Linked DNA regions of Homo sapiens: region 1 is linked to region 2. A link is an interaction called in ENCODE POLR2A ChIA-PET data of the cell type or tissue named here. Cell type or tissue: OCI-LY7. All regions are shown on one strand. Links, peaks and the distances in the headings refer to the core of each region. The heading gives the core; the rest is flanking DNA. Region 1 has its middle 38 kb from the start of UBE2E1. Region 2 overlaps UBE2E1 (ubiquitin conjugating enzyme E2 E1).

What was found. Peaks named below come from ENCODE experiments on the same cell type or tissue, not always from the same donor. Only the 100,000 strongest peaks of a DNase experiment are listed, where the experiment ranks them.
Region 1: POLR2A ChIA-PET joins it to region 2 with 7 read pairs; 6 of 35 experiments call an interaction of 5 or more read pairs at or near these places.

Annotation. Positions count from the first base shown.
Region 1 is chr3:23,766,499-23,769,416 of GRCh38, reverse strand. No RefSeq gene overlaps it. Among named protein-coding and RNA genes, the nearest start is that of UBE2E1, 38 kb to the left of the region's middle. In OCI-LY7, for the core only: no CTCF peak of the experiment used is centred there; a DNase peak (open chromatin) is centred at 1,696.
Region 2 is chr3:23,815,618-23,818,535 of GRCh38, reverse strand. All of the region lies in intron 3 of UBE2E1 (ubiquitin conjugating enzyme E2 E1), which reads right to left. Among named protein-coding and RNA genes, the nearest start is that of UBE2E1-AS1, 10 kb to the right of the region's middle. In OCI-LY7, for the core only: no CTCF peak of the experiment used is centred there; no DNase peak of the experiment used is centred there.

The sequences.
Region 1 (2,918 bases), core at 324-2,823, 49 kb after region 2:
CCTGGGCTCAAGTGATCCTTCTATCTCAGTCTCCTAAGTAACTGGGACTACAGGTGCGTGCCACCACACCTGGCTAATTTTTAAATTTTTATTTTATATAGAGAGGGAGTATTGCTGTGTTGCCTAGGCTGAACTCAAACTCCTGGCCCCAAGCAATCCTCCCACCTTAGCCTCCCAAAGTATTGGGTTATAGGCTTGAGCCACCATGCCTGGTCAGATTCACCATTTTAAAGTGTACAATTCAGTGACCTTTAATACATTCATGGCTGGGCGTGGTGGCTCACGCCTGTAATCCCAGCACTTTGGGAGGCTGAGACGGGCAGATCCCGAGGTCAGGAGATCAAGAGCATCCTGGCTAACAGGGTGAAACCCTGTCTCTACTAAAAATACAAAAACCTAGGCGTGGTGGCAGGCACCTATAGTCCCAGCTACACAGGAGGCTGAGGCAGGAGAATGGCATGAACCCAGGAGGCAGAGCTTGCAATGAGCCAAGATCGCGCCACTGCACGATCTGTGTGACAGAGTGAGAATGCGTCTCAAAAAAAACACAAAAAACAAAAAACATTCACAATGTGGTGCAACTACCACCTCTACGAACTCCAGAAGGAAACCTCAGACCTATTAAACAGTCATGTCCCATTTCCCCTTCCCATGAGTCCCTAGCAACCGCCAAGCTATCTTCTATCTCTATGGATGTACCTATTCTGGGTATTTCATATAAATGGAATCATGCAATATGGGGCCTTTTGTGTCTGGCTTTTTTTACTTAACATGTTTTTGAGTTCCATCCTCACTGTAGCATGCATCAATACTTCATTCCTTTTTATAGTTGAATAATATTTCATTGTACAAATGTACCTATTTTGTTTTTTCATTCATCCGTTGATGGGCACTTGGGTTGTTTCTGCTTTTTGGCTATTATGAACAGTGCTACTATGAACATTCACATACAAGAATTTGTTTGAGCACCTGTTTTTAATTCTTTTGGTATATAGCTAGGAGTGAAATTGCTGTATCATATGGTGAATGTATATTTAACTTTTAAAGAAACTACCAAATTGTTTTCTAAAGTGGCTGCATCATTTTATGGTTTGTACTGTTCTTACAACTCTCCTCAAAGTCTAAAATTATTTCAAAGTAAAAAAAAAAAAAATTAGTATGTGCATACTCAGGCAGAAGGACACCTAAGTGCACAAAAGTAGGGAAGTGATGAGTGAGCTTCATCCAACAGGCCAGACCTGCGTGTGAACTCAGATGGTTAGAATGACTGGCATAGGCAGCTTAATGGAAGTTTCCAGAGTGAAAATTTTTGTAAAGGATGACACAGTTTAAAAGTGCTATTAAAGCACTTCCATAATAAGAAACCCAGCCCTGGGCAGGTGGAGAGAACCCATGTGCCCAGCCTTTCTCTTCCCCTTTGGGGGCATCATTAGCAGCTCTATGGGTGCACAATCCATTTGTTGACTACATGCATGAGTGAGCATGGTCTCCCTTTTATAAATGGGCATCCATGGGAAACTGCAATTTTCCTTACAGAAGTCTGCCTGATTGCTAGTTTTGATGGTTAAAAGAGGATACGAGTGTGAAAGTTCTGCAAAGTCATAAAGCACTGATAGACAATGAATGAGGATTATAACTAAGGCCTCTACATTCGGTTCACACCATTGTTAGTTCCTCTTCCTCCTGAGAATGTGGTCCCCCAACCAGCCACTTGGTACTCCCTGGGAACTTGTGAGAAATGCAGACTCTCAGGCCAGCCTAGAAGTCTGAACCAGAATCTGCATTTCAACAAGATCCCCAGGTGATTGGCAGGCCTATTAAAATTTGGGTAATGCTGCTTTAATGCAGAGATACCTAAACTTTTCTAACTATAACAACCATCTGGGACTACTTATTAAATAATTCCAGTTCTCTTGCTTCCCTTAGTGGAGATTAATTCAATGACTCTATGGTGAGGCCCTGGAATGTGAATTCTCCAGATGAGTCTCCTGATCAGAAAAGTTTGTTAAGCAATACTTCAAATGCGTAGCTTTAAAGGAAAAGGGGATCCTGGTGTGGTGGCACATGCCTGTAATCCCAGTGACTTGGGACGCTGAGGCAGGAGGATCCCTTGAACTCAGGAGTTCGAGGCTGCAGTGAGCTATGATTGCACCACTGCACTCCAGTCTGGGCAACAGATGAAGAAAATCTCTTAAAAAATAAATAAAGTAAAATAAAGACAAATGGGGAGGCCGGGCAAGATGGCTCACGCCTGTAATCCCAGCACTTTGGGAGGCCAAGGCAGGCAGATCACCTGAGGTCAGGAGTTTGAGACCAGCCGGGCCACCATGGTGAAACCCCATCTCTACTAAAAAAAAAAAAGTACAAAAATTAGCTGGGCCTGGTGGCGCGTGCCTGTAATCCCAGCTACTCGAGAGGCTGAGACAGAAGAATCACTTGAACTGAGGAGGCAGAGGTTGCAGTGAGCCGAGATAGCGCCATTGTACTCCAGCCTGGGCAACAGAGCAAGACTCCATCTCGGAAAAAAAAAAAGAAAGAAAAAGAAAGGAAGACAAAGGACAAAGGGGGAAATCTACCTCCTGGAGAGACGAGAGACTATAAGATATCGTTTTGCATGACTGGATGTTAGTTCAAGGATCTCTGAGATGCACTGTTTCTGGAGGACTGCCAGGCTCAGGATCAGGCTTTCTCTCATCTCAGACAAAGCTTTGGCCTGTGGGATGCCTACAATTTCAGCACTTTGAGGGGCCAAGGCAGGAGAATAGCTTCAGCCCAGGAGTTCGAGACCAGCCTGGGCAACATGATGAGATCCCCTCTCTACTTAAAAAAAAAAAAAAAAAAAAATTAGCCAGGAGTGGTGCTGCACACCTGTAGTCCCAGCTACTTGGGAGGCTGAGGTAGGAGGATTGCTTGAGCCT
Region 2 (2,918 bases), core at 212-2,711:
GTGGGCGCTTGCTGTATCATTCTTTTAACATCTCCTGTAGCTGTGAAAATCGTCAAACTAAAGCAGTTGGGAAGAACATGTAGGGTCAGAATCAAAGACAGAAATCATTGTCCTTCCCTTTTAGGAAGTTTATAATCTATTTAATTTGTCTAATCTAATCTAAAAGTAGGCCATGTAGATCTGGGAGTTCAATGACTGATTTAATAATAAACTCAAATATATAGTCAAACTGCAAATATTTACTGAGGACCTACTAAGTGGCAGCAACATGCTAAGCATTGCATGTGATCAACGAAGCAAGTAACAAAACCTTTTTCCCTCAAGCCAGTTCATCCTCCTGCCTTATTTATTTCTGTTAATGCACCACCAACTTCCCCAACACCCAGAAGAACCCGACTCCTTTTCAAGTCCTCCATATCGAAATCAGTGGCTAAGTTCTATGGATTCTACTGTCTTCTACCTCTCTTTCCTCTCCACTTTGAAGGCCACCACTTACACCCCAGACCCTCTTGACCTTCCACCTTAACTACTGTAGCAATCTCCAAGTCTCCTGGTTCCTACCAAGCTCCACTCAATCCTTACTCTGTCTCTATCCAGATAGCCAACTCTATCTGAATGACAGCCCCTACTCAAAAGGTTTTTAATGATTCTCCAGCATCTACATAATAAAATTTAAAGACTTAGCCTGACACTGAAGAACACAAGCTTTATCTATTACTATTTATTCTCCCACTAATGTTTCTTCCTCTCTAGACACAGCTTTTACTCACTTCTGCCCAATAGTGCCCTTTTTCTGTCTTCCCTCTGCTGTCTTGGCTTACACTGTTCCATCACGAATATCCCTTATTCTTCCCCACCCCACTTCTCACCTCTTCCATGAAGCCTTCCCAGATCACTAAGTACTCCAGCCACAATCCCTCAAACCCAAGTCAAAGTAATCTCTCACTCCTCTGAAACTTTATAACATGATATCTGCATTTTATTATTTTCCAAATAATATTTATATTTCCAAGTACCATTCAAAATATGTGTGTGCATGTCTTAACATCTTGACTAGATTATGAACTCCTTGAAGGCAGTGCCTTTTCTTTTCTTTCTTTTTTTTTTTTTTTTTGAGACAGAGTCTCACTCTGTCAACCAGGCTGGAGTGCAGTGGCGTAATCTTGGCTCACTGCAACCTCTGCCTCCAGGGTTCAAGCAATTCTCCTGCCTCAGCCTCCCAAGTAGCTGGGATTACGGGCGCGCGTCACCACGCCCGGCTAATTTTTGTATTTTTAGTTGGCCAGTCTGGTGTCAAACTGCTGACCTCAGGTGATCTACCCGCCTTGGCCTCCCAAAGTGCTGGGATTACAGGCGTGAGCCACCATGCCCAGCTTGTGCCTTTTCATTTATAACAGGCCCTCAAAGTTTGTGACAGGAATTTAACAAGAATCCCCAAAAACTGTGAGTATTGCCTTCTAAGCTATAAGCATTTTTCTCAAAATACTGATTAATATTTTAACAGTGGTATAACTGTTTATTGTGATAAAATATATATAACATGAAATTTGCCATTTTAACCATTTTAAGTGTACAATTTAGTGGCATTAATTACATTCACAATATTGCGCAACCATCACCATTATTTCCAAAACTTTCACCACCTCAAAAAGAAACTGTATTCATTAAGAAATAACTCCCCATTCTCCCCTCCCCTCAGTCCCTGAAAACCTCTAATCTACTGTCTGTCCTTATGAGTTTGCCTATTCTAGGTATTTCATGTAAGTGGAATCATACGCTATTTGTCTTTTTGGTTCTAGTTTATTTCACTTAGTATAACCTTTTTTTTTGAGATGGAGCCTCGCTTTGTTGCCCAGGCTGGAGTGCAGTGGTGCGATCTCTGCTCACAGCAAGCTCCGCCTCCTGGGTTCACACCATTCTCCTGCCTCAGCCTCCTGAGTAGCTGGGACTACAGGTGCCCGCCACCATGCCCGGCTAATTTTTTTGTATTTTTAGTAGAGACGGGGTTTCACTGTGTTCGCCACGATGGTGTCGATCTCCTGACCTCGTGATCCGCCTGCCTCAGCCTCCCAAAGTGCTGGGATTACAAGCGTAATCCACTGCGCCCAGCCCACTTAGTATAACATTAAGGTTCAACCATGTTGTATCCATGCATCACAACTTCATTCCTTTTTATAGATGAATATTCCAGTTTATAGATTAACCAAATTTTGTTTATCCACTCATCTGTTGACAGACACTTGGGTTTTTTCCACTTTTTGGCTACTATGAATAATGCTATGAATACTGACATACAGGTTATCTGTTTGAGCCTCTGTTTTTAATTATTCAGGGTACATAGATAGCAGTAAAATTACTGGGTCATACGGTAATTCTGTTTAGCTTTCTGAGGAATAACAATAGTACAGTTTTACAATCCAGATATAGTCTTTTGGTAAACACAACCGCCACAAGACTTCCTGCTCATTTGAAAGGCAATTCATCTCCAGATAGGGTTTCTTTCCTCTCTAATAGGAAAGGCCCCAGTGATGATCTAATTCCCAACAGCCTGACCCTAGTATGGGTGCTGTTTTGATCGTGCTGAAACCCCAGTCTCCTGGTTGTCACAATTTTTCAACACTGCCTTTACATGCATAAAGGTATACACACTGCAATGGTGAAACTAAACATCATTCAGATGTTTAAGTCACACTTCTATCCTTAACGCATTTAGTAACATCAGATAAATGAAAGATGCTAAAAGGAAGAATACTTTTTAGCACATAAGATACAGGGTTTTATAAAGGATGACTTCTGCTGAACCTATTTCTTATACCCAAACAACCATTTAAAACATGCTGAACCTGGACGAGGTATGTAACACTCCACTGTTGCAAGAAAAGGATCTCTTTCCATTGTGAACCATGATGAGCAGCCTG